4 separate regions of the Homo sapiens genome follow, and regions 2, 3 and 4 are each linked to region 1. A link is a loop called in an ENCODE intact Hi-C map of the cell type or tissue named here. Cell type or tissue: A673. All regions are shown on one strand. Links, peaks and the distances in the headings refer to the core of each region. The heading gives the core; the rest is flanking DNA. Region 1 has its middle 98 kb from the start of IPO5. Region 2 has its middle 7.3 kb from the start of IPO5. Region 3 overlaps IPO5 (importin 5). Region 4 overlaps DOCK9 (dedicator of cytokinesis 9).

Region 1 (7,986 bases), core at 1,341-6,340:
TAGATTAGTGTGACCCGCTTTTCAAATGTGTAAAAATGAAGCCATACTCTAATTCTCTTTCACTCCACATTATGTTCGTGAAATTCATCCATGCTGTATGTATTGTAATTTGTTCATTCTTATTGCAGTATAGTATTCCATTGTATGCATTCCAGCTAGAACTTTCATTAGAAGCATGTTGGACCTTCTTTCCTATCCTCCATATCGCTTAACTTCTCTTTCGTATTTTCTGTCTTTTAATTCTCTGTGCTTCATGCTGTGTAAATTCCTCAGCTCTTCCTTCATGTTCACTGGGTTTCTACTCAGCTACCTCAAATTTGTGGCTTAATCCATCAATTGAATTTTTTATTTCAATGACAATCTTTTTTCACAAATTTAAAAGTTCTATTTGACCCCCTTAAAATATACTTGCTCTTTTTTCAGAATGTTTATCTATGTGTTTAATTTTTTAATTCTATTTTTAAAATTAATCTTAAACATATTTATTTATACTCAGATGGCTCTGTTAAATGAAACTTTAGAGGATCTAATCTTGATATTTGTTGTATATGCAGACTTTTGTTCTTGGTGCATTTTTTTTCTTGTGAATTTTATAATCTTGAATTGAGAGCTGATTTTCCAGTGGGATTTTACATCTAGGACTGCAGTGCGGTCTTGTTGGGGGATATGCTCTTTGGAAAGGTTTTATGTATACTTCTTCCTGGAGCCTCAGAGGTATCATAAGATTGGGGCTAGCTTTTCTATTAATTTGTTGAATTTCTTGGATTAAAGGTATCTAGAGTATACAGGTGTGTTTATATATGTATATATATACTCTAACATATATATACACACATATACGCGTATACATATATATAATTGGGCTTGAGTAAGGTCCAAGTGTTGGTTCTGAATCCTCAGGGGATATTCCCCCTTCCCCCTCAGAATGCAATAATGAGACAGACAACAATCTTTACCCAACAAACTATTTGCAATCCAGAGAAATTTTAAAAGTGACACAGTACTGTGACTTACACAACCAGGGCACCAGACTCCAAGACAAAAGAAGTGAACGCTAGAACCCAAGAATGAGTCCCAAGACTGGGACTTTAGAGAGTCTTGTTGGAGGAATGGGGCAGGATAGAATCTACACATTAAGCAAGGATTGGGAATAGGATATCAGAGAGCAGAACAACCTATGAGCAGGTGAAGCGGAAGGGGAGGTTCTGGAGCTAATTCTCATTGCTGTGAGCACTCGCATCGGGATCACGTTCAAAACTTCTTTACGCCAGGCTGGCGCCCTTCCCTGGACTGGGCCAGGTTCTTAATTGCACAGAATCTGGCCAGTCTTCATTTGCAAAATTTTGAATTATGGGAAGTTGTCTTCAGCAGCATCCTTTGGTCCTTTCTGACATTTACCCCCCACCCCCCGCCACTTGCTACAGCTGCTCTCTTCCCCGCCAATTCAATGCCTCCAGAACAAGGGTCTTAACCTCAACTGCCTATGGGGAGTGGTTGAAGAGGCAGCTAACTTAAATTAATAAAACTAGACAGGATGGTGACTTTAGAGATGCAGAGCTCCAGGGGGATGGGGCTCCTCTACTCCAGCTTATTGTTGTTAAGTTCCAGCACCGCCTGGGTTACAAATCTGGATTAAAAAAAAAATCTAAAAATGTTGGCAACTCATTCAATTTAAAAATGTGCTTTGCTCACCAAAAACACAGCTGTGGCCACATATGGCTTGCAGGCCACTAGTTTACTGCCTCTGCTCTGAGCTGCCTTTCAGAACCTTCCAGGGGACTGAATCCCCTGATTCCATGGCAGCCCTTCCTCCTTCCAGGCCTGCTGGTCAAATAATGCCTCTCACTGTACACATCGTCTGTACTCTCAATTCCCCACCAAACTCCCCATTCCTTGAGTGACCATGTTTGAACATACTCCTACTGGTGGTGAGTTCTCCCAGAGTATGTCGGACCGAATCATAGTGTGTAACATTGGCGGGGAAACCAAGGGAAGAGTATTTTGTTTGATGCAGGTCATGTAGGGTGTCAATGGAGTGTGGGCTTCGCAGCCACATGCTCATGATCCTGCCTCTCTACTGACCAGCTGAGTGATCCTGTCCAAGAGGCTTCATCTCTCAAAGCCTTGGTTTTCTCATCTGCACGATCTGGAGAATAATTCCTGGCAGTGTTGTTGTAAAGCTATTTTAATTTCTGTTGTATAGTCAATGCTTATTTTTGCTCAGACTATGGGAATTCTGCAGTTGAAAGGGCCCTTGGAAATCGCCTGTCAATCCTGTCACCATGCAGATGTAGAAATGAGAGGGTTTGGTTCCAGGAATTAGTCCAAGGTCTCAGCTAGCCAAATTAAGAATTAGTTTGCAAAAAATTTTTTAATGATATATTTTATGGTAGAATTGGCTATAATATCCCATAGCTCATCCATGCAGCAATATGAATTAATTATTAAAGCAGGACTATTGCTCCAAAATCTATCAATTAGAGTACTGGGGAGAGAAACTGGGTACTCACATTTCTTTCATTTATTATCTGTGCAACAGTCACTTAATCTCTCTAAGACTCATTTTGGCATTAAAAAAGGCATTATGATAAGTTCTTTGCCGTCTGAGTGTTACTCTGAGCGCTATTGATGCGTTATTTCACAAACTTGCAGCACACACGTGGTCTCATCATCTCTTAAAAAATGAAAACTAACCCAAGATCATTATTAAAATTTTTTTTAGAGGCGAGGTCTGTCTATGTTGCCCAGGTTGGCCTCGAATGCCCAGGCTTGAGCAATCTTCCTGCCTTAGCCTCACAAGTGGCTGGGGTTACAGGCCACACCACCACACCCAGCTCCGAAGTCATTCTTGACTAGCAGAAAGGCTGGTATCTCCTTCTTAGGGCTACCTGCTCCCCCAGTTGTTTAAAAACTTGAGGGTTATAGTGTCTAAGGTGGGAGGTGGTAGGGAGTTGGGTGGTGAAGCCAAAGTTTAATCAGTTCGCCGTTGCCACAGCTCCTCCTTGCCACACCGTGTCAATGTCAGAGCCACCTCTAAGTCCCCCAGGGACTTTCCAGAAGTTAGGGAGGAATGCCCGTCTGGGCATGCACAGCCCTGTGGACTCTTTGTGTGGCACAGGAAATCTGGGCAAGATCTCAGCTCCTACTTGCTTCTGTGAGCCTCACGTCCAACATCCCAAGTGGTGGCCCTGGTAGGGAGGACGCCTGGTCCAGCACCATCTGACAGAGATGCTGACCTGGTGCAGACTGAGTTCTGTGCTCATTACTGTGGTTCTCTGAGGGAGGACCCAGCCCCTGCCCTCCTTGTGCTCCTGAGTTTACAGCTTTCATAGCTCAGCTGTTTCACTTCTTCTGGCGGCCATTCCAGGAGGCAAGAGACACCTGGGGAGCACCTGTGTCATCTCTTCCTCCTCCTTGGGGAACCACAAACTTCACCGTCAGAATACAGAGGGCCTGAGTTCTGCCCCTTTGGTAAATTCTAGGGCCAACAGCCCTTCTTCCAAGGGCCTGAATACCTACAGGAAGGCCTCCTCCTGAGAGTGCTGGTGGGACTTACCCTCTTGATATTGATACAAGTAGCTCCTAGAACATGCTATGACTGAGCAAAACCAAAAAACCCAATGCAAATTAAAGCTCCTTAGAGCCATCTTGATACACGTAGGCATCATATCGTATTAGATATTTAAAAAAAAATCTGCAGTTAATGCTGTAAATCAGGTGGAATGTGAAATCAGCTGGCGGCTTCATAATCCTCCAAGGAGCTGGACCTTCTGGGAAACCCTGCAATCCTTTTTTGGACTGGCTCTCATTTGCATATGAAATTGAGGGTGCTTCGACATCCTTCGAGCCGGGTTGCACAAGTCTTAGCTGGCCTCCCTTGTGACCGAGAAACAGGGGCCCAGCCTGGGGTCAGGGCCTGGAATTGCTTCCTTTGGGACTCAGCCAAGCGCAGGCCTTCCACATTAGCATTAGTGCTTTCTTCCATCAGAATTCAGCTGCCCCCCAGAGCCAGTCCCTGTGCCAGAATCCAGACAACCACTAGATCCATGGTAGATTACTGTAAACAGTAGAGTTTTTTTTTGTTTGTATGTTTGGAATTCTAGCAAGACTGACCAATTTAAAAAAACTCTCAGAGCTCAGTGAAAGCAAACCAAGGATTAAGTGAAAACACCAGCAAACAAAATCGATAAATCAGTAACTTAAAGAATGGACCTTCGAGGCCTGCTGTTCAGAGTGCTTTGCCAAGTGACGTAAGAGCCAATGACTTGAGATGCAGAAGAAAAGTTGGGAATGATTTTCCTTAGCGGGAATTCATTTATTTTGCGTGTGCGCTGACAGTGAAGGGCTGAAAGCAATGCTATATCGCCCCCTAGTGCCAAATATACGCACATTATCTATGCTGCTTGGGCTCCAACATTGCCATGGCCTTCTCCAAATAAAGCCAATGCATTTTGATGAAATCTAACTGCAACAAATCACATGTGACAGATACTAAAAACAATTATTCCAAGACTTTCCCTGGCTTCTATTTTATTTTAGTTTTTATTTCTCATCTTAAACTTTTATTAAAATATATTTGACTGATTAAAGCAAAGATAGTAACCATGTCTAACATATGTGGAAATAAAATTATTGATAACAACAGCACAAAGATCGGAAGGCAAAGATTGAATTACCTTGCTGTAATGTTCATATATTATACATTAATCCGTAACATACAAAGGAAATGATTCCAGAAAAGCATATCTAAAAGAATATTATAATTGTGAGATATTCTTTTCTAAATTTTAATTTTTTCCAGATTTATTAAGGTATAATTGACAAGTGAAAATTGTATATGTTTATGGTATAACATTCAATGTTTTGATATAGGTATACATTGTGAAATGACTAAATCAAACTAATTAACGTATCCATCTCCTCACATTCTTATCACGCTTTTGTGTTGAGAGCATTTAAGAGCTAATCTTTTAGCCTTTTTTTTTTTTTTTTTGAGATGGAGTCTCCTCTGTCATCCAGGCTGGAGGGCAGTGGCGCGATCTTGGTTCACTGCAACCTCCGCCTCCCAGGTTCAAACAATTCTCCTGCCTCAGCCTCCCGAGTAGCTGGGACTACAGGTGCCTGCCACCATTCCTGGCTAGTTTTCCTATTTTTAGTGGAGATGGGGTTTCACCATGTTGGCCAGGATGGTCTCGAACTCCTGACCTCAGGTGATCCACCTGCCTCGGCCTCCCAAAGTGCTGGGATTACAGATATGAGCCACTGCACCTGGGCCACAATTTTCAAGCATACATTGCTATTATTAACATTTGTTAACTATAGTCACCAGGCTGTAAAATAGCTCTCCAGAATTTATTCCTGTGGTCTAACCAAAGCTTGATACTCTTTAACCAACATCTTCCCGTTTCTACTTCCTCTTTCCCTGTAGCCACCATTTTACTCTCTGTTTCTATATGATTTGACATTTAACACTCCACATGTAAGTGAGATCATGTGGTGTTTGTCTTTCTGTGCCTGGCTTATTTCATTTAACATTATATTATGTCCTCTAGGCTCATCCATGTTGTTGCAAACACAAGGTTTCCTTTTTTTAGTGGCTGAATAGTATTCCATTGTGTATTTACACCATATTTTCTTTATCCACTCATCTGTTGCTGGACACTTAGGTTGATTTCCTATTTTGGCTATTGTGAGTAATGCTGCAGTAAACACAGGCATGTAGATAACTCTTTGACATGCTGATTTCATATCTTTTGTATATATAGCCAGTAGTGGGACTGCTGGATCATATGCTAGTTCTATTTTTAATTTTTGAGGAACCTCCATATTGTTTTCCGTACTGGCTTTACCTATTTATGTTCCCACCAATAATGTACAAGGGTTCCCTCTTCTCTACATCCTTGCCAACACCTGTTATCATTTTTTTTTTTTATAACAGCCATACTGACAGGTGTGGGGTAATACCTCATTGTGGTTTTAACTTGCATTTTCCTGACAATTAATGGTGTTGAGCATTTTTTTTCACATGTCGACCTTCTGATTTCTATGTCTTAATTGCACTGATCATGGAAAAGGAGTGAGAAGATCTGGGGAACTCACAATATATTTGGGAAGTTGAAATTCGATTGCATGTGAAATGGCAGGAAGTGAGCAAGAGGAGAGAAAAGTCTGGATGAGCAGGAGGGAGGGTGTCCGGAGCCAGTTCAGAAAGCCCCACCCTTGTCTTGTTTTTGGAGAAAGAAAGCAACGATTAGGGTCTTTAGGGAGAGAGAGTCTAATGGAAATTTTTAGGAAATTTTGCTATTTACTCTTCAAGGATTTTTGTTGTTTGACTTGCAATGAGTCACAGGACTAAGCTAGACCTTAAATCAGTAGCAAGCAGGCCACATTTCATTTGTGTTACACATTAAAATATGACATCTCATGCTGTTTTGATATTTTTGGTAGCTGCGTGGGTGAAGGACTAGAGGGGATAGATGTGTCAGAAGAACAGTGGGATTCATTAATAAACACTGCCAAATATCTATTGGGCCTTCCTTACATGCCAAGCACCTTCCTAATTGTGCCCTAATGGAAGAGAAAATGGAAGTATCATGGATTTCTGGGAGAAGGGGGAGTGAAATGAGATGGAAAGAAGGTTAACTGAGGTGACAAGGCCACTGATGGAAGTAGAAAGTTAATGAGCCAAGAGCCCTTATAATGGATCTCTGGCCAGTGTCTGCTTCCTCCCCTCTCTGGGACACTGCTTGATGTCAGCACCACTGCAGGGCAGGACCATTTTTTGAAAAGCAGTGTGAGTTTCTCTTCATGAGATTTGCAAATACATGTCATATTTAAGTCAAATAAGCTGATGTTTTTCTCCATGGAACTGTATTATTAGTAAATATCAAATAAGACTGTTACGTAGCTCTGTGTCAACTTTCCAGCACTTTAGCAGTCTCTGAATGGCTACTATACTGCCCATTCATTTTTCCACCCATTCACCCATCCACCCACTCATCCACCCACCAGTCCATCCATCCATCCATCCATCCATCCACCCATCCATCTACTTACCTACCCTCACGTCCATTCACCTATGCATCCATCCAACAATCTACCCACCCATCTATCCATTCATCTACCCACCCACCCACCCATTTTTCCATCAAACCATGTATCCACCTACCCACCCATCTATGCATCCCATCCACTCATCCATCTATCCACCCACCCATTCATCCACTCATTAATCGATCCTCCCATCCACCCAACCATTCATCTAACCATCTATCCATCCACCCATTTTTCCATCCAACCATCTAACCATCCATGTACCCAACCATCTATCCATCCATCCATCTATCCATCCATCCATCCATCCATCCACCCATCCACCCATCCACACTTCCACGCATTTATTGATCCTTCCATCTACCCAGCCATTAATCTAACCATCCATCCAACCACCCATTTTTCCATCCAATCATCTAACCATCCACACAACCAACCATCTATCCATCCATCCATCCATCCATACACCCACCCATTCACCCATCTACCCACCCACTCATCTACCCCTTCACCCACCCATCCATCCATCCATGCATCTTTGATTCTTCAAGTATTCAAGTATGAGTCAGGCAGTCTGTTAAGCATTAAATATTTGCTGGTGCTCAGTGCTTTGGAGGCACAGGGGCAGTTTCTCATGGTTTAGCACCATCCCCCCAGTGCTGTTCTCATGACAGTGAGGCAGTAAATTATCACGAGATCTGGTTTTTCAAAGTACATAACACCTTCCCCGCTGTCTTGGTCCTGCTCTTGTCAGGTAAGACGCTTGCCTCCACTGTGCCTTCTACCATGAGCAAAAGCTCCCTGAGGCTTCCCTAGAAGCAGGTGCTGCCATGCTTCCTGTACAGCCTGCAGACCATGAGCCAATTAAACCTCTTTTCTTTATAAATTACCCAGTCTCAGGTATTTCTTTATAGCAATGGGAGAACGGACTAA
Region 2 (7,408 bases), core at 1-5,000, 91 kb before region 1:
TTTTTTTTTTTTTTTTTTGGAGACTGAGTCTCACTCTGTCACCCAGGCTGGAGTGCAGCGATGCGATCCTGGCTCACTGCAACCTCCACCTCCCGGGTTCAAGCGATTCTCCTGCCTCAGCCTCCTGAGTAGCTGGGATTACAGGTGTGTGCCACTATGCCCAGCTATTTTGTATATTTAGTAGAGATGGGGTTTCACCATGTTAGCCAGCTGATCTCGAATTCCTGACCTTTGGTGATCCACCTGCCTTGGCCTCCCAAAGTGCTGGGATTACAGGCGTGAGCCACCACGCCTGGACTCATTTTTGTATTTTTAGTAGAGACGGGGTTTCACCATGTTGGCCAGGCTGGTCTTGAACTCCTGATTTGGTGATCCACCTGCCTTGGCCTCCCAAAGTGCTGGGATTACAGATGTGAGCCACCGCACGTGGCCTAATTTTTGTATTTTTAGTAGAGACAGGGTTTCACCATGTTGGCCAGGCTGGTCTTGAATTCCTGATTTGGTGATCCCCCTGCCTTGGCCTCCCAAAGTGCTGGGATTGCAGGCGTGAGTCACAGCGCCCGACCAGGAAACTTTTTTAAAACCATCAGATCTCATGAGACTGATTCACTATCATGAGAAAGCACAGGAAAGACCTGCCCCCATGATTCAATTACCTCCTACCAGGTTCCTCCCATGACACATGGGAATTGTGGGAGTTACAATTCAAGATGAGATTTGGGTGGGGACACAGCCAAACCATATGAGTGGCCTTATTTGCCTTTTATTCATTTCACTTCATGTAGCCATAGATGGGCTGTGAGAATCTTGGATAATCAGCAAACCCCATTGTCTGTTTTTTTTTTCTTTTTCTAAAATGTCCACCCTCTGATGATCATTTAGATATGTTGATACGTTGTCCTTCAGTTAACATTATTTTAGGTTTCTTTCTTGCTTTCTTTTTTTTTTTAGAGTCTCACTCTGTCATCCAGGCTGGAGTGGAGTGGCATGATCTTGGCTCACTGCAGCCTCTGCCTTTCAGTTTCAAGTGATTCTTCTGCCTCAGCCTCCCCACTAGCTGGGATTACAGGCACCCGCCACCACGCCTGGCTAATATTTGTATTTTTAGTAGAGACGGGGTTTCACCACGTTGGTCAGGCTGGTCTCGAACTCCTGACCTCAGGTGGTCCACCCACCTTGGCCTCCCAAAGTGCTGGGATTACAGGTGTGAGCCACCAGGCTGGGCCTAGGACATTTCTTTTAATTCCATTATACTATTAAGGGCAGTGGTATCCGTGTTAGTGATGGATAATAATGTACATTGTTTTTTGTTTAAAAGAAGAGAAATGGGGCCGGGAGCAGTGACTCACGCTTGTAATCCCAGCACTTTGGGAGGCTGAGGTGGGTGGATCACGAGGTCAGGAGTTCGAGACCAGCCTGGCCTACATGGTGAAACCCCATCTCTACTAAAGATACAAATAATTAGCCGCGCGTTGTGGCGGGTGCCTGTAATCCCAGCTACTTGAGAGGCTGAGGCAGGAGAATTGCTTGAACCCGGGAGGCGGAGGTTGCAGTGAGCCGAGATCGCACCATTGCACTCCAGCCTGGGTGACACGGCAAGACTCTGTCAAAAAAAAAAAAAAAAAAAAAAAAAAAGGAAGAGAAAGGAAGAAAAATGTTTGTCCTTATTTCTTAAAATATTCAATGAGCTTATATTGTGTTCGAGTGATTAACTGTGGTGCCTTTAGGTGCCCCTGAAGTAGTCATAACTTTTTACTCTAACTCCTAAACCTAACACCACATCTATCCACATACAAACAGGTACATACTTATTTCCCTTTCAATATCATTAGTCTTAGTTTTTTGAATGTTGAGCCTGCAGGCTTTAAAAATACAACTTAGGGCCAGGCATGGTGACTCATGCCAGCACTTTGGGATGCCAAGGTAGGAGGATTGCCTGAGCCCAGGAGTTTGAGATCAGCCTGGGCAACATAGCAATATCCTGCCTCTACAAAAAATAAAAAAATTAGCCAGGCGTGGTGGCACACACCTGTAGTCCCAGCTACTTGGGAGGCTGAGGTAGGAGGATCGCTTGAGTCCAGGAGGCTGAGGCTGCAGTGAGCTGTGATTACCCCACTGCATTCTAGCCTGGACAATGGAGAGGGACCATGTCTTGGGGGAAGAAAAAGAAAAAAGAAAAAATCCAACTGAAAAAATATTTTTAGCTGGGCACGGTGGCTCACGCCTGCGCCTATAATCCCAGCACTTTGGGAGGCCAAAGCAGGTGGATCACTTGAGGCCAGGAGTTTGAGACCAGCCTGGCCAACATGACGAAACCCTGTTTCTAGTAAAAATTCAAAAATTAGCCTGTCGTGGTGTTGTGCGCCTGTAATCCCAGCTACTGGGGAGGCTAGGGCAGGAGAATCACTTGAGCCTGGGAGGTGGAGGTTGCAGTAAACCAAGGTCGCTCCACTGCACTCCAGCCTGGGCTATAGAGAGACCCTGTCTCAAAAAAAAAAAAAAAAAAAAGAAAAGAAAAATTAAAGTGTTCACATATAAATGAAGCAACTCATTTAGAGAGGAAGGGAAAGGCCTGGAAGCCAAGTGTTGGCATTTCCACCAAGGCTGAGCATTCTTATACGGAGACCCTGCCGAACTGCCTTTCCTGGGACGCATATTTTCATGCTACATCATATATTTGGTGAAGCAACTCAGCTACACCCTTTCAGTGGGGGTTGAAGATGAATCAGCCCATCATGTTGTAATTCAGACAAAAGCAAGGTTTATTTTTTTTCAGGCAATCATTCTAAAATGCCAGAGGAAATGAAGCCCCTTGGCCCACTGGCCCTGATCTGTGCCAGGTTTTGCACCAATATTGAAAGCCTGTTCTGTTCTGTAGGACTTGCCCCTGAAACAAAGGATCTTCCTGAAATGCATCTCCACAGACTCTCAACTCAAAAATTCATCTCTGTGGGAGAGGGGACATTTTGTAGCATTTTGTCTTCAGCTTGTATTCTACAAAAATCAAACTTCAGATATGAAAATTCTTTTAAACTATAGATTTATTGAACTAGAAAGGGCCAGAAGAACTCTAATTGATACAATTAGGACTTACATAATTTATCTAAGAGAGGATTAGATATGAAGCAACCCAGAGAATAAGAGTCTAATCTGCACTTAACCTTCTCTTTCCTTCCTTCCTTCCTTCCTTCCTTCCTTCCTTCCTTCCTTCCTTCCTTCCTTCCTCCCTCCCTCCCTCCCTCCCTCCATCCCTCCCTCCCTCCCTTCCTTTCCTTCCTTCCTTCCTTTCTTTCTCCTCCTCTCTCTCTCTCTTTCTTTCTTTGAGACAGAGTTTCACTCTAGTTGCCCAGGCTGGAGTGCAATGGCATGATCTTGGCTCACCACAACCTCCGCCTCCCAGGTTCAAGTGATTCTCCTGCCGCAGCCTCCCGAGTAGCTGGGCTTACAGGTGCCACCCCACCATGCCCGGCTAATTTTGTATTTTTAGTAGAGACGGGGTTTCTCCGTGTTGGTCAGGCTGGTCTCAAACTCCAGACCTCAGGTGATCCACCAGCCTCAGTCTCCCAAATTGCTGGGATTACAGGCATGAGCCACTGCACCTGGCCTAACCTTTTAAAAAGAAATTTTTCATGGGCAAAAGATCTGAATAGACATTTCTCCAAAGACGATATACAAATAGCTAATAAGCCCATAAAAAGATGCCCATACACAGGAGGCTGAGGTAGGAGAATCATTTGAACCCGGGAGGTGGAGGTTGGAGGTTGCAGTGAGCTGAGATTGTGTCACTGCACTCCAGCCTGGGTGACAGAGCAGGACTGTCTCGGGGGGGAAAAAAAAGATGCCCAACATTAGTCATCAGGGAAATGCAAATCAAAACCACAGTGAGATACCACTTCATACAAACGAAAATGGCTATAATCAAAAAGTCATAATAATAATGTTGGTGGGTATGTGGAGAAATTGGAATCCTCTTACACTACTGGCGGGAATGTGAAGTGGTGCAGCTGATTTGGAAAATAGTCTGGCAGTTTCTTGAAAAGTTAAACAGAGTTCCATTTGACCCAGCAATTCTGCTCTTTAGCATATACCCAAGAGAAAAGGGAACTTGTAGTCCCAGCTACTTGGGGGGCTGAGGTGGGAGGATCACTTGAGCATGGGAGGTCAAGGTTGCAGTGAGCTATGATTGCACCACCGCAATCCAGCATGGGCAACAGAGTGAGACCCTGTTTCTAAAGAGAAAAAAAGTGCAAGCAACCCAAATGTCCATCAACTGAGGAATGGATAAATAAAATGTGGTACATGCATACAATGGAATATTATTTAGCAATAGAAAGAAATATGAAATACTCATATATGCGGCAACATTGGATGAACTTTAAAAACAGTACACTAAGGGAAAGAAGGCAGTCACAAAAGATTACATATTATATGATTTAATTTATATGAACTAGAATAGGCAAATCTATAAAGACAAAGTTGACTAAATGGTTGCTTAGGGCCAGTGGAGCTGGGGGTGGGGCAGGAGAATGATAGCTAAAGGGTGTGTTTTTTTAATGGATAAAAGTGTTCTAAAATGGATTATACTTAAGGTTGCACAGTTATGCATATGCTAAAAACCATGAAGTGTCCTTGAAATGAGTGAGCTGTATGGTATGTGAATTATATCTCAAGAAGAAAGAAAGAATGAAAAAGAAAACTCTCTAGGTTTCTTCCTGGCTGCCAGAAAATTCTTTTTTTTACTTTTTGTTTTTTTGAGACAGGATCTTGCTCTGTCACCCAGGCTGGAGTGCAGTGGTGTGATCACTGCTCACTGCAGTCTTGACCCCCCGGGTTTGAGTGATCCCCTCACCTCAGCCTCCCAAGTATCTGAGACTGCAGGTATGAGCCACCATATCTGGCTAATTTTAACTTTTTTTTTTTTTTTTTGTAGAAACAGTCTCCCTATGTTGCCCAGGTGGTCTTGAACTCCTGGACTCAAGTGATCCTCACGTCTTGGCCTCCCGAAGTGCTGGGATTACAGGCATGAGCCACTGTGTCTTGCCAGAAAATTCTTTCCCATATTTAGTATTTTTCTTTTTGCTCACTCTAATAAACACTTGTTTTGTTTTTGGTAGAGACAGAGAAGAGTAAAAAACTTCCTTGTCTTGAATCATAAATCTAATACTCAAAGGCCATTATTATATTAGCCATTTGGAGGAAACGATTTCAGTGCCTTTAACCTTTTCTTATAGGATTCATTTTTATGCCATTATTTGCCTTTCTACCTCTCTTGGAGCTTCTTAACCATTCTGGGCCTCAGATTCTTCGCCTATAAAATGAGACTGGTGGACTAGATCTCAAAGACCCCTTGCAGGTCTGAAGTCCTGTGATGAATGTCGGCATCCTTTGAGAAAGCATGAACATGTACAAATGAAAACACTTTTCTGAGCCGTGGAAGGCAAAACTGTAATCAGCTATGAAAAGAAGCTGGAAACAGACTGAGGGAGTCGAGTTTTAAAATCAGTGAACACAGCATGAAGTGGGCACAGCAAAGGCCTGAGAGTCAGGAAACTTAATCTCTGCTTTTATGACTCATGGTAAGATTTGGGAGAGTCACATGACCTCTTGAGTACATTTTCTTTTCTATAAAATGGGCATCATATAATCTGCCTACCTCTCTCTAAGCAGTGTTTTCACTGAATGATTAAACAAGTAAATATTACTGTAATGCACATATTATAACAATATTTTATATATGATTCACAACAAAAGTGCTGTTATTGAAACAATTCTTTCCTTGAAAGAAAATTTATGATACCTATTTTTAAAATTCATTTCATTTTGGTTTTATCATCTCCTCTTAAAACTTAATGAATATAGGCTGGGTGCAGTGGCTCACGCCTGTAATCCCAGCACTTATGGAGGCTGAGGTGGGCAAATCACTTGAGGCCAGGAGTTCGAGACCAGCCTGGCCAACGTGGCGAAACTTTGTCTCTACTAAAAATACCGCAATTAGCCAGGTGTGGTGGGACAACCTGTAATCCTGGCTACTCAGGTGGCTGAGGCACAAGAATTGCTTGAGCCTGAGAGGCAGAAGTTGCGATGAGTGGAGATGACACCAGTGCACTTCAGCCTGGGCGACAGAGCAAGACTCTGTCTCAGAAACAAAACAAAACAAAAAACTTAATGAATATGGCATAGTAAAATGTAAAGAAATATAAAAATAAAAGCTCAATGAAATCATGGTTAATGTGAACAAAGCTTACAATAACATTAAAAATTAATAAAAAGTATTTTTCTTCCAAATTTGGCTTTGTAAAAGCCTATGTTAATTATAAAAATTGTTAAGCATTTTTCTAGTTGCCACTTCCCTCACATCTATATTGTTCTCATTGTTAAGGTGTCTTATGTTGCTTTTTTTTAAAATTATACTTTAATTTCTGGGGTACATGTGCAGAACGTGCAGTTTTGTTACATAGGTATACACGTGCCGTGGTGGTTTGCTTCACCCATCAACCCATCATCTACATTAGGTATTTCTCCTAATGCTATCCCTTCCCTAGCCCCCCACCCCCCGACAGGCCCCAGTGTGTGATGTTCCCCTCCCTGAGTCCATGTGTTCTCATTGTTCAGCTCCCACTTATGAGTGAGAACATGCAGTGCTTGGTTTTCTGTTCTTGTGTTAGTTTGCTGAGAAAGATGGTTTCCAGCTTCATCCATGTCTGGTGTCTTATGTTTCTGAGTAGAACCAGAGGTCAAGGGACCATGTCAGATCTCTCCGTTGTTACACCTTAATGCCTGTAACAATGCCATGCATCTGGTATTTACTCATTAAAAACTGATGACATTTATTGCCTGCTAATGGAAGAGGTTAAACTGCTCAATGTAAATAGGACATTGAAAATTTGCAGTCCAGACAGAATTTTTTTGTGTGGGTCTAGTGATTTCTGAGAACCATAAAGCTAATTTAAAGCATCTTAGGCAATAACAAATATCTCATGGTATTCATGAGATCAATGACATCATGAAACTTAGGAAACTGAACAATAGTCGCAAAAGTTGACACACTTAAAGGAGAGATGGTCTTCCAAGCAGGGAGACTGTATGATTTTCCAGGGGTACCACCTTTGCTCAAAAGAGCACGGAAATTCCCCTGTTTGGAATTTGGAATCTGTCCAGAGTCAGATTACCATCCCTCAGGAAAATCAACCTCATTTCTTATAGCCACGCAATGTGGTTAATGATGTTTGCTTTTCCTCTCTTGTAAGCTATTGAGTTATCTTCAAATAGGATGCATTGCATAGGTAACAATGGGATCATGCCAATTACTGTGTAATTGGAGTTAGAGATAGGCCTGCTTAAAATCAAGAACAATAGGCCGGGCACAGTGGCTCACACCTGTAATCCCAGCGGTTTGGGAGGCTGAGGC
Region 3 (7,986 bases), core at 1,821-6,820, 170 kb before region 1:
TCCAAACAGGGACAGACTGCTGCTTTTTAGGGTGGAGCTCCAGATGAGGCAATGGGTGCATTTAGGGCCATGTCTTATGCAGATCAGGCATCTTCAAACACCAGAATCACAGTGTCAAGAAAGTAAAATAGTCCACATACACCACGTTTATGGCACAACTTCACTGACTTTGCAAAGTTTCCCAATATTTTCCACAACTTTCTAGGCTTCCTCCTAATGCCAAGGCTGATTAGAGAACTTGAAAAAAAAAAAAAGTTTGCAGCTGGGCACCGTGGCTCACACCTGTAATCCCATCACTTTGGGAGGCCGAGGCAGGCAGATCACGAGGTCAAGAGACCATCCTCACCAACATGGTGAAACCCTGTCTCTACTAAAAATACAAACATTAGCTGGGCATGGTGGCTCACACCTGTAGTCCCAGCTACTCGGGAAGCTGTGGCACGAGAATCACTTGAACCTGGGAGGCATCTCACTTGAACCTGGGAGGCAGAGGTTGCAGTGATCCGAGATCGCGCCACTGCACTCCAGCCTGGTGACAGAGGGAGACTCCATCTCAAAAAAAAAAAAAAAAAAAAAGTTTGCTTAAATTATCTGTAAGTATTAATAGAATTTAGGTGTAATTCTGATAGCTAATGCTTAATGTGCCTGGCTTCTAAATCCATCTGAACCCTCTATAAGGTATGTACTATTATTGTTCCCATTTTACAGAGAAGGAAACTAAGGCATACAGAGGTTAGGTAAGCTGAGTACATGGTAGACTGGGATTTTTTAACTGACACAGTGATTTGATTCAGAGGTCAGCAGCTATGGCTAGCCTCTTTTGTCAAGTTTCACTGGGATACAGCCAAACCCGTTTGTTTACTATGGTCCATGACTGCTTTCGCACTGCAACGGCTAAGCAGTTTGTGAGACCCTATAACTTGCAAACACATACTTGTTCGGTGACGAGTGCTAAAATATTTACTATCTCGAACTTAGAGAACACATTTGCCAACCTCTGGTCTTAACCATACAGCACCATGGTCTTTTATGGTGCACCTTAGGATCACAGGAGCAAGTTGTCGGGCTGATCCAAACTCTTACATTTTCTACCCATCTGTTACAAAACTTTTAGGGGAAATAGGGGAACTAATTTCTGATTCATATCAAGTGGCACTATTCTGGTTTCCATTACAATCTGAATGCTAGTCAAGAGGACAGAAATGATAGATCAATCAAAAGGAAATACACAATGAAAGCTCCTGAATCATGAAAGAACAGATTTCATAATTATACTCTGCTGCCTTAGTGGAATTTAGAAAAAATTTTTTGTAATGTTTTACAAAAAATTATATTGTACCACTTTTGGATTCATTGAGAAGTGAATAATATAGCTATAATTTATCTTTAAAATGTTTGTATTCATCCAAATATAATAAATACATAGAAATAATCAGCCCAAATGTTGTCTGGCATACACTGTAAGGGTTACAGCTGTGTGGGGAAAAAAGGGTTTAAGTCTAGGGCAGGATGTTGTTAGAATTAACCCCTGCTCCTCAGCACCACCATTCAGAAGTTCCAAGTGCTGGAAATAAATATTCATGCTTCCTCCCAAGTGTGATGTGCATACATTGTGGATCATTCACTTTCTTCTTCTAATAGTGGTACTCATACTTTTAGGGCCGAGAAAGAAAATCTGCTTAGGAATAGCAAACATGGCAGGTTTTGGCTGTTAATCTTTTGTGGCAAAGAAGGTTAAGAGAAGCAAAGTGATTTCGTTTTTTTTTTTTTATTTTTATTTGAGATGGAGTCTCACCCAGTTGCCCAGGCTGGAGTGCAATGGCACAATCTCGGCTCACTGCAACCTCTGCCTCCCAGGTTCAAGTGATTCTCCTGCCTCGGCCTCTGGAGTAGCTATGATTACAGGTGCCTGCCACCACACCTGGCTACTTTTTGTATTTTTAGTAGAGATGTGGTTTCACCATGTTGGCCAGGCTGGTCTCCAACTCCTGACCTCAGGTGATCCGCCTGCCTTGGCCTCCCAAAGTGCTGGGATTACAGGCGTGAGCCACCGCGCCCGACCTGCAAAGTGATTTCTGTGCAGCAGAGAAAACTGACCCAACAATCCTCCTAGGCAGAATGAAGCAGTTATTAAAACATTTAGCTAGCTCCTTAGCCTTTCACGTTGCTTAAACAGGCACTCACTCAAAAGATTAGATCATAAAAATATAATGCTTGCAAGACTGTAAGTAAGCACCCCCCTTATTTATTATCAGACCAGGTGCACCAAGACCATTTATTTGCTTATGTCTTTACTGATGGTTCTGTCAAACTACAACTCCAGAGTTATAAGGTTGCCTCTCATTACAGAAGTGTCAATTAGATTTAAGACAATTTTACTTTTCTTTAAAGATACAGCATTTAAAAAATACTCCAAATTGAGTTATGCCAAAGTTTCTAACACTTGTGCGTGTAACTTGTTACAAAATTCCCAGAAAACGTAAGAGCCACACACATTTTTCCCCTCCAGAAATAGCTTGCATTTATAAACAATATATATCACTTGCTGACATGCAAGACCCCTAAATTTGGTACAAAAGCCAAGAAAAAACTCCATGGATTTTCATCTTGCATAGACAGAATGAGGTATTAAAAATGCTTCTGCAGGTCCTTTCAAAGAATTGTTAGTTCATGGTACATCTCACAGTTAGTTCTGAGCTCTGGGTTTCAGAATCATGTCACACTAACAGCATTTACTACCAACCTTCCCTATTAACTTGATTCAACTCCAATTACCTCTTTGCTTTTCTGCTTTTATCAAGGAGGATGCTGCCAGTCTGCATCTAACAGAGCGCTTCTTTCAGAGCTCTTAGAACCCTGCTGTAAGTACATCTCAGATACTAACGGCATCTGACAATACCACTAGTGTTTAAACTGGAAGGTAGGAGGTTCTTGCTCCCAAAGTGCTTAGCATAGTGCCCAGCAAACACTAGGTTCTCCCAAAAAACATCTTCTGACCACACTGTCATCTGAAATTCTGCAGGTGTGCCATGATTTTAACATGTTTCTTTTCTGCAAGTGTAGTAATAAAGTGTAGTAATAATTTAAATTAAAAAAAGCCTACATTGCTCTAGCTGATTGGCATCAGTACATGAATCGGCTTTGCAGATGCTACATAAGAAAGCAGAAAGGGGTTGTCTTGACACACTTTTTACTCCAATTCCCATTTTTTTCTCCCAAGGAATACAGGCTATAAAGCTCCAAATATTACCACACATTACAAGAGCCCACAGGTATTCATCCACTGAACACAAGGACTGCGCAGGTGGAGTCATTTAATATGCTGCTTTGCTAGATTCGGAAGCCTCCGGGCAATGGTGTTGTGCTGCAAACGTAAAATATATTTGAAGGGCATCTGCTAACAAGGAAACCATCTGTATGTAATCCATTCTATTTTCTATTCCATTTCAGATTTAGTTTTAATAAAGTAATACAAATCATTTAAAGAAAAAACCTTTAATTTAAAATTCTGATCTATGCATAAAATTCATTTTTATATCACGGTTAAATTTAGTACAAACTATAAAAATGTTAACACTGAAGTTTTCAACAGAAGTCTATTAAGATGCCTTAGAAAAATTAAACAACAGCAAGTCATTTACTGCTATGAGGTTAATACATAAAGAAACATTCACACATTTTACTGAAATTTTCAGTAAATAACTTTAGCCATAACACTTATAATTAAAAGTTCAAAAGTTGTGTGTGGCTCTACAGCAATTATAATTTGCAATGAAAACACTAAGCCAAATCTTTTTGAGCTGATCAGAACAATCTTAGCTACAAAATTGGCTGAAATTTGCAAACCTTAAAAAGAACACCAATTGTGAATGGAATAGGTATCATAACTTAGCTTAAAGTGGAAGATGGTAAAAACTCGATGCTTAAGTCTGAATTGCACAAGGAAAATATTAGGGGAAAAAACACTCAGCTATTACTGATAGCTATTACTTTAAAAAAATATTAGATCATTCTTATATTAAAAACATGAAATGAATCCAAGCCAGACAGTACTGAGTTTTTACACAAGCCTCTTTTGTATTCAATGTTGTTTATTGAGGAGTGAATGAGAGACTACTGCCAGACATGCCAATGACACTTCACATTCAAGGGCTGGAAGCTGGAAAGCTTCCCGACTGAGTCACTGTATAAGCCTTCTGGGAAAAAGAACCAAAGTGACATCAAATATGCCATCTTCATGCTTGTTGTCTGTCATCAGTTTTTTTCAACTTTTGGGTCTACTGGTTTGCTGGGTAGGAGGCTTCTTTCTACCCTACAGAAAGACTCACACTCCCAATTCACAATGAACACTGAATGCAGAGCAATTTGTGTGAACACACATCTACGCTGAGTAACTGTTCTTAAAGCTGTTTTTCCTTAAATTTCCTTATGTCTAACGAGAAAAATTAATTTGATTTCCCTTTCCCCTTCAGGTGGGCGGGTTATACCAATAGAAAAATAGTCTTCAGTGCTAGCTACCGCAGGGCTTCCAGGAACTCCTTCAGTGGTCTGGTAGAAATCCATGGAAACTCCATTCTGCAACACAGCGCTGCTCTTCCTGCTTGTGGCTCTCCAGAAGAATGGCCTACACACAACACTACCGATCTCTTTTGCTCAAAAACAAAACAAAGAAACCTAAAGGAAAGGGTAAGCGTTTATTTGGAGTTAGTTTTCTGGTGGGTGACATTAAGGCCCTTCACGCAGAGTTCAGGAGCTCCTGAATGGCGGCCTGCTGCTCAGGACTGAGCTGTGCTATGCACTCAGTCCACAGTCCTCCAGAAGTCTAGGGAAAGAAACATTTTCACAGACTTAGGACGAAATGCTCATTTGGAAGGATTTTAATCATCATCATAGGTAAACTGTAATCATGGCAAAATACCTTCTCCCTAGGTACATTATTTTGATGAGTATCATTGTAAAAGCAAGAAATCTGTTCATTTTTTTAAAGTTCATTTCATTTCCAGTAAGTTTTCTTCATTTTTGCACTGAAAAAGCTACACTAAGCAGGTAACATCTTAAAGTAACCCATATACCACATGAATATAGGAAGTAAAAATCATATAAAGTTTTTTGGCAGATGACAAGTTATTATTAAATCTTGTTTTTTTTTCTTAAGATAGGCAGAAAAACTACACATAAGCTTGTGTTAAGCACCAACTGGTAAGCTCAAAATGTCCTAAGATGAAGGTTTTAATTCTAATAAATAATAAGTACATACGGATGGATTACATTAAGTATAATCCATTTGAGGCTTGGAGACAAGAGACTATGAAAATATAAAAATAAAATTCCTTAGCTCATTAGATTTCTAGTTTCTTCTCATAGAGGACTACAAAGAAAAAAAGGTTTTATCTCCCCCTCCCCAATTCAACCAAATCAGCTTACCTGTACTTGGCGAACGACATTGGCCAGACGTTTGGCACAAGGATCTTCATGTTTAATTGCCTCGTGCATTTCTCCTTCCGCAATTATACTAAATATTTTGGGCAGATTGGTATTGTTTGGGCCAAGAACAATTGGATGATTACTGACAAATGAGAAGAAAACCTTAGTAAGTGAAATTTATAAGGAGAAATATGATTATGTGTTCACTAAAATCAATGGCCTTTTAAATTCAGTAGGAAGAAAACCAGCCAATCTTATATATGAACTCTTTAGTTTCTTTCTACATAAATTAGAAAAAAAAAATACTGGGCTCATCTCTCAGGATTGTTTTAAGGGCCAAACAACAGAATGCTCTAAATACCTTATAAATAATTTGTGATGTGTTAAAAAAAATGTTTTGTATTATTAAAAATAAGTTTAACACAAGTTTTATTTTGCTACTACAAAATAGCTTCTAAAATAACTCTGAAGTTCAAAAAAATTATATAAACATTTCAAGAATAAACTGGGAAATAAACTCAGGCAAGTTTAATGGGAAAAAACCTGATAGCGAATTTAAGAATTCTAGTCTTTGTCACTAAGAGAATTTCAGAGTAGTCGTTTCCAAGGAAGATGATCAAATAGCATGATTAAGACCTGGTCATTTCAGATGTAGGAGCAGGTCAGGAGTATGTAGTCTGCAGGATGGCTGTTACATTCCTTAATGATATGGTCAGTGGAAGACTCAAACCCATTTCTTATGTGAACCTGAACTTAAACAAGTATGGAGAATATACCTGTTGGCCTATTGCTACAATAGTGGCAGTGGTTGTAGCCCTTGAATTTATTCATAACCTAAAAATAATAATAGCGACAGAGCTTAGATCTGACTGATATTTGGGGGGAACTTGGACTTAGAAAACAGACACTAAACAACATTCCCTTAGGCTGGGTTTGGTGGCTCATGCCTGTAATCCCAGCACTTTGGGAGGCTGAGGTGGGAGGATCTCTTGAGGCCAAGAGTTTGCGACCTGCCTGTGCAAAACAGTTAAGACCTTGTCGCTACCAAAAAAATTTAAAAACAAAGAAATAAATAATTAAAGTGCCTCATCTGTTGAATCTAATTTCATAAAGAATAACTCAAAATTAGACCTTATTATAAGGGCAATGTTAACTGTGATATGGTTTCTTAATATGATTTATAAAGACAGCACTATTATAAACCTATACAACTGAGGACTGTGCAGAGATCATGTGGTTAAACCTTAAAAGACTGATGTTAGGCAAGAAAAACCAGGAAGCACTGTGGAGGAGAAGGAAATAAGGTCACAGTCTGCTTTCCTACCTTTCAATCAGGTCACACAGATAATTGAAAGTCTGAACAGCTTCTTCTTTATCTTCATGTAGTGGAAGCCAAGACAACCAGTGTGGAAGGACCTCTTCAACGTTTACACAGTCAGGCTTGAACTTCATGATTTTCCCTACTGCTGAGATGCAGTTCTCTGTAGCATTGACATTTTCTTTGGTCTTAGAATCCGCAGACTGAATAACTCTTACCAGCAGGGGAAGTGCTTCTAAAATAAGCATTTGAAAGAAGTTCAGCTAAAACCTCACATTTTCATGCAAATGAATATATGTATTTTTGTATTTGGTTCAGATATTGATTATGGTAAAGAAATGTTAAAGTGTATGGGAAGTGTTGTCTTCTTGGCTATGTCATTACAGAATGGCAACAGAGGGGGGACTGCCCCAGCATGGACAGGAGCACTAGCCCTCTACTAACTTAGAGACCCAGAGAGATTAGTGGCCTCCAGATTTACAGTACTCATCACATCACCCGAGGGTCCTTAAACTTTAAAAGCTGCCTAACTATATTCCCCAGTAAGTTTTAAAAGTCCTATTCTGCCAGGTGTGGTGGCTCACGCCTGTAATCTCAGCACTTTGGGAGGCTGAGGTGGGCCGATCACGAGGTCAGGAGATCGAGACCATCCTGGCTAACATGGTGAAACCCCATCTCTACTAAAAATAGAAAAAATTAGCCAGGCGTGGTGGCATGCGCCTGTAGTCCCAGCTACTCAGGAGGCTGAAGCAGAATTGCTCGAACCCGGGAGGCGGAGGTTGCAGTGAGCCGAGATCATGCCACTGCACTCCAGCCTGGGCCTCAATTAAAGAAAAAAAAAAAAGTCCTATTCTAAGGCTGTTGTATATTGCCAAAACGCAAAGAGAAATGCACCCTGGAAGGCTGGGGGCAGGGGATGTCTTTGATTCTATTTCTATGAGAATAAATCATCTTTTTATCATCTAAAATCCTAAATGCTACAGATGAGATGTCTGAAAACAGACTACAGCAGAAATAGGCAAATAATGTTTGGGAGTGTGGTAAAGAGAGTAAAGTAGGGATTCACAGGATGTCTGGAATGAAATGCACGTAACGGAATAAGCAAACGTACCTGTACAAAAAGGGCGATAATTATCTCCACCGTACTGTGCCATGACTCCCAGGCCATATGCAGCTGCTTGCCTGACTTCTGGGCTGTTGTCACATACATATTGGAGCATTGGTCTTAAGAAATATTCTGCGTA
Region 4 (5,000 bases), core at 1-5,000, 980 kb before region 1:
CTATAAACCACATTATGAGGTGAAAACTTAGTGAAATGTGTTTGAAAATAAGTGGTGCATTTGCAAAATATATATAAAATAACACTATGTTTACTTTGATGTCGTGTTGTTCTAGGAATACATCAAGTTCATTTGCATAATTCATATTTTCCACTGGTATAATGCAGGGAACACCAGCCAAGAGGTAGCAGCATGAAAAGAAAATCTGGATTTCATATAATTTGATCTAAAAGGCAGTTAAAGATTACTGGGTCAAGTTGCAGATAATATTTCAGATCAGAATCAGAAAGTATTTTCTAACTGAACTGGCCTTGAGTGGCATGTGCTGAGCTGCCTGTGAAGTTCATGTGGACACCTGCAGCTGGAGCTGTGCAAACAGACTGGAGGAGGCCCAGCTGGGGTATTGTCCAGGTCACTTAAGCATGCCATGAGGAGTTGGATGGCGTGGCTTGTCAGGCCCCATTTAACTCCGAAATGTCTTTGTTACCTAAAGCACAAGCAGGAAAATGAATATAGGTGATCATTAAATTCCTTTACTGTACATCATATTGAATTAATATGAAAAATACAGAGAATGTAGACATCTCTGAGTTAAAATATTTTCCAAAAGTTTTAAAGCATGGATAATATATCTTTAAAATTGGATAAAATGTGCTTGGATGCTTTAAACATATACTCAAAATAGTAAATAAATGTTTGTGGCCAGGCATGGTGGCTCATGCCTGTAATCTCAGCACTTTGGGAGGCTGAGACAGGCAGATCACTTGAAGTCAGGAGTTCGAAACCAGCCTGGACAACATGGTGAAACCCCGTCTCTACTAAAAACAAATAATAATAATAATAATAATGCAGAAAAATCTGGGCATGGTGGTGCATGCCTGTAATCCCAGCTACTCAGGAGGTTGAGGCAGGAGAATTGCTTGAACCCAGGAGGTGGAGGTTACAGTGAGCCGAGATCATGCCGCTGCACTCCAGCCTGGGTGACAAAGCGAGACTTCGTCTCCAAAAAAAAAAAAAAAAAAAAAATTTTGTTCATAAACAAGACACTTATTTCCTTGATTCTGAGATATGTTTCCTTGATTCTGAGGCACATTTTTGCACACTTTCTAGTATTTCCAAAGTTGGGTATATCTTACACATTACACTGGATATGGTAGTCTGTCATTGATTGGTATTTCTTGCAATTGATGGGGTCTCAGAGGTGAGCAGGTCTGATACAGTGTATGTTTAAAGTCAGTCATTTGTAATATCCTTACAGAGGATTTTAAGATGTGTGGTATGTTTAAACCAAGTATTTTCACTTGGGGCCTTTACTTCATATGAGGTCCCACTTTCAGATGCAACTCAACATTAGGTTTAAAAAAGACACAGGGAAGAGAAAGCTGATGGTATGACGCCTACCTCCTGAAGCATAAACTCTTAGATTACAGCCCGTGTCTCCACAAGGCATTCTGAGCATATTTGTTTTTTTTGTCTGTGGATCAAAGGGCAGATATCAAATGATATAAATTTTACCTTGGGGTATCACTATTTATTCTATTCTCTACTCTTTGCCAGTCTGTGAGGAAAACCTCTTTAGCAATAAAAATTGGATGGAAATGAATAATAGATTGTGTAGATATTGATCAGTTTGATATTTTGCAAAAATGTTTGAACTCAATAAAACCATATGCCATGAGTTAATAGGTATCTAGGAGACTAGGTCTTCTACATTTGGAGAGTTCTTTCAGCAAGAAAATTCCTTGTTATTTGGTATTTATATTTTCTCATAAGACTTACTGTGTTTCTGGATTCATGTTATGGGCTAGAGGGGAAAAAAGTCAAAATACGAACAAGAATTTTGGTTGCATAAAGAGTGAAGGTGGCTATCAACATGGAAGTGCCCCCTATAGGAATACGTCTCTGACCTACTCTTCTATCCCAAATGTCCTCTGGTATTCAGAAAAGGCATGTGGCCTCAGGCTTCTGTCCTGCCCACCACATTACCTCTGATGTCATGGTGGTGGGGAGGGAGGAGGTTCGCCGATGTGTCAGCATTATTCATTTGAACTATGCAGGTAACGTGAGTTTGTAGAACAGGGTTAGGTTAATTCAGTGTAGACAAATTTCATCTGTGGCCCCAGAGTATTTGAAAGATTTGGGGGCTTTAGAATAAGTCTTGTCAGAATGACAACAGAATGAAAATTGTATAAATTTGAGCAGTGAATCCGAAGGACCGTAAAGCATCCCGGGGCATGTGTGTCAGAGATAGCACGTCCCTGCAGAAGTCCTGCAGCTCTGTCCCTGAAGAGCCTGGCTGGAGCGAATCAGTGCAGGGCCCCAGGCACCACGGCCCCCTAGTGGAAATCAGTGTGCTTCACACCGCACTCCTTACTTGCCCGGGTCAAAAGCTGCTTAATCAGCTTTCAAAACATTGCCAACCCTTAGTTTAAATAATTTCTCTGCCTCTTCTTGGATTTACTAGCTCAGCTTCATTTTCCTGTGTTGGTCTATACCATGGTGATTGTTGATTCAAGTCCTCCTCCTGCACAGCTCTGTTCCAGGCCTTGAGACAGTCTCAGTCTCTGTGACTGGTTCAGCCTCTCTATGCTGCCAATTATTTTTAGGGATTTAAAAAAATAGCTCTAGCTCAGGAATCCTGCTGATTTTTTAGATGAAACAGTTGGAGGAAAAGCAAAGCATAACAATATGTGGCTAAAAGGACCATTTCTTTTAGATTCCTGTATGACTCAGGCAAGCGTACCGATGTCTGTATGAATCTGACTCTAAAGGAGAGTAGATGGTGTAATAACATTTCCCAGTACCATGTTTCCATATGTGTATACATAATTATATAATAACTTAATTAGCATAGTCCATTGATGGTATGTTTTAAAACAGCACATGGCCAAATTCTAATTTTTAATTGTTGCAGGCTTTCAGCCAGGAGTAGTTAAATTCTATGGGAGTTCTTCAGGCCATCTCATTGGTAATCATCACCTAGATGCACTTCACCTGTTGGTGATCTAGACCAAGAAAAGGACAGTTCTTTGCAGAGAAAGGAATTAAAATAAAGCCAGTTCCTTGTTAAAATTGAACCCAGACAAAAACTCATTCGGGGCAAATGGCAGCCCTCAGGAAAGGATCCCTTGGACCTGTATGATCATTTTGGTTGGTCTGATAACAGGTGTTGTATTTCTTGTGTGTGCCCTCTTACCACAGTATGTGATCACTTTAACAGTCATCATCGACCTGTTTGTTTTCCTCTTTCATTGTCTCTGTATCTTACCAAACAACCTCGCTGAATAAAGTCATGCCTTGGATTACCATCATGGCAGTACAAGTAACATTAGTACCCCAACATATCCACCTTTATTTTCTCTGGGAGATTTCGTACCCCAAAAGCAAAAAATGAAATAGAACTAGCATGGTGCGAGATGTGTTACAGATCCTCACTAAATTTGGAGAGACGTTGGCTGTGCTGCAGAGTGGAAGTGATGTGATCCACAACAGGATCTCAGCACCACCTTTGTAAAAGCAAAGCAGCATTGGATAAAAGCACACAACAGCATTTCTATCATATTTTAAAAAGCACTTCTGTAGCTTTTAAAGCTCTTCTGTAGCCTTTTAAAAACCACTCTATAATTCTGACATTTGAGTCAGAATGATGTCATGCTAGTTACTTGATTTTCTCCCAATAATATGTACTATGATACAGTGACCTGGATAAGGAATTTGGAGTGTAGATTCTGTTTTTTTCCCATTACTGGTCTCAAGAACATTCCCTAGGTTTTCTGTACTTCATTTTCTTGATCTATGTACAAAATGTCCTCCTCTCTGGAGTATTAGGAAAATTACTTAAGTAATGAGGCGTCGCTTTAATTTTGCTCCTTGGAGAAAGACATTACATGGTGTTTTATTATATTGCCATCTTTCTTTGTAATCTAGATCAATACTGTAACATCTTTGCATCCCTATATGTATTTCTGCTAATGCATACCATTTCATAATTTAATCTCAACTTGTATGTCAAATTGCATTTATATCAGTACTAAACTGATTTTGCCACATATAGAAGATATCCGTTTGTATTTAAATTAGGTGTGACTAAGCTAAGTTTAAATGACAGATTCTTCAAGTCCTTTTCTTTTTCTAAACATTTCTTTCAGACATGTTGGCTTTTATGCTTTTTCTTAAAGCAAGTAGAATACTATGCACAGCGCAGTCAACTCTTGATTATCATTCACGAGCTTGCTGATAACATAGCTCCTGAAGTTATTGACTTAACACCTCCATAGCGCTCAATGTGTGCCAGGCACTGTTCCAAGAGCTTCACAAATATTAACAAATTTAATCCTTACCACAACCCTTTGAGGTAGATACTGTATTATCCCCATTCTACAGATGAGGCAGCTGAGGTTATAAAGGGGCCAAATAACTTGCCAAGGCCACACAGCTGGTGAGTGGCAGAGTGGGACTCAGTGACCAGCAGCCTGATCTCAGGCTCATTTTCTTAACCTGCGTTGTGCTGCTGCCTCCGTCTACATGGGAAGCTTTGGAAATCTTAGCCTCTGCCAGCACTCCTGCTGGATAGCAGAATCGATCAATGCCTGTCTTGGTCCAAGTCCTGTCTCCACTGTTTACTACCTGTATGACTTTAGACAAGTTTAGCCTTTCTGTGCCTTCATTTCCTTATCTCCACCAAGGGTTCAACAATCTTCATACTTCACAGGGCTGTTGAGGGATTAAATGAGAGAATATGTGTAAAGTTCATAGAATCGTGGCTGGTACACAGCAAGTGCATAATAAATGTTTGCTGTGGTTATTGCCCTTTCAGAGTGGGAAAAAAGTTATAATTGTATTGAAACATTATTACTACTTTCTCCCTTCCTTCCCCCTCCCACCCCGCCCCCCACCCCAAAAAAAAGGCAAACACAGAGACAAGGTCCCAAAGTGGGCCTTCTGAATAATCAAAAGTTGACTGTGCCTACCGCATCCTGCCAGCCTTGCCTTCTGAACCA

The links. Peaks named below come from ENCODE experiments on the same cell type or tissue, not always from the same donor. Only the 100,000 strongest peaks of a DNase experiment are listed, where the experiment ranks them.
Region 2: it touches region 1 in a loop (8-fold over the local background); 2 of 110 quality-filtered maps call a loop at or near these places.
Region 3: it touches region 1 in a loop (6-fold over the local background); 5 of 110 quality-filtered maps call a loop at or near these places.
Region 4: it touches region 1 in a loop (8-fold over the local background); 23 of 110 quality-filtered maps call a loop at or near these places.

Annotation. Positions count from the first base shown.
Region 1 is chr13:97,852,075-97,860,060 of GRCh38, reverse strand. No RefSeq gene overlaps it. Among named protein-coding and RNA genes, the nearest start is that of IPO5, 98 kb to the left of the region's middle. RefSeq lists enhancers at 3,245-3,344, 3,365-3,484, 3,515-3,584. In A673, for the core only: a CTCF peak has its summit at 4,387 (motif pointing left); DNase peaks (open chromatin) are centred at 3,920 and 4,340; H3K27ac peaks cover 2,942 bases.
Region 2 is chr13:97,942,705-97,950,112 of GRCh38, reverse strand. No RefSeq gene overlaps it. Among named protein-coding and RNA genes, the nearest start is that of IPO5, 7.3 kb to the left of the region's middle. In A673, for the core only: no CTCF peak of the experiment used is centred there; DNase peaks (open chromatin) are centred at 2,792, 3,972 and 4,582; H3K27ac peaks cover 4,790 bases.
Region 3 is chr13:98,018,572-98,026,557 of GRCh38, reverse strand. IPO5 (importin 5) reads right to left here. Exons shown (of 29, transcript NM_002271.6): 26 at 7,854-7,986; 27 at 6,749-6,977; 28 at 5,425-5,566; 29 at 2,262-4,822. The coding sequence ends at 4,736. Among named protein-coding and RNA genes, the nearest start is that of IPO5, 69 kb to the right of the region's middle. In A673, for the core only: no CTCF peak of the experiment used is centred there; a DNase peak (open chromatin) is centred at 4,187; H3K27ac peaks cover 2,166 bases.
Region 4 is chr13:98,837,643-98,842,642 of GRCh38, reverse strand. The region is part of intron 38 of DOCK9 (dedicator of cytokinesis 9); the gene reads left to right. Among named protein-coding and RNA genes, the nearest start is that of DOCK9-AS1, 8.1 kb to the right of the region's middle. In A673, for the core only: a CTCF peak has its summit at 2,349 (motif pointing left); a DNase peak (open chromatin) is centred at 2,332.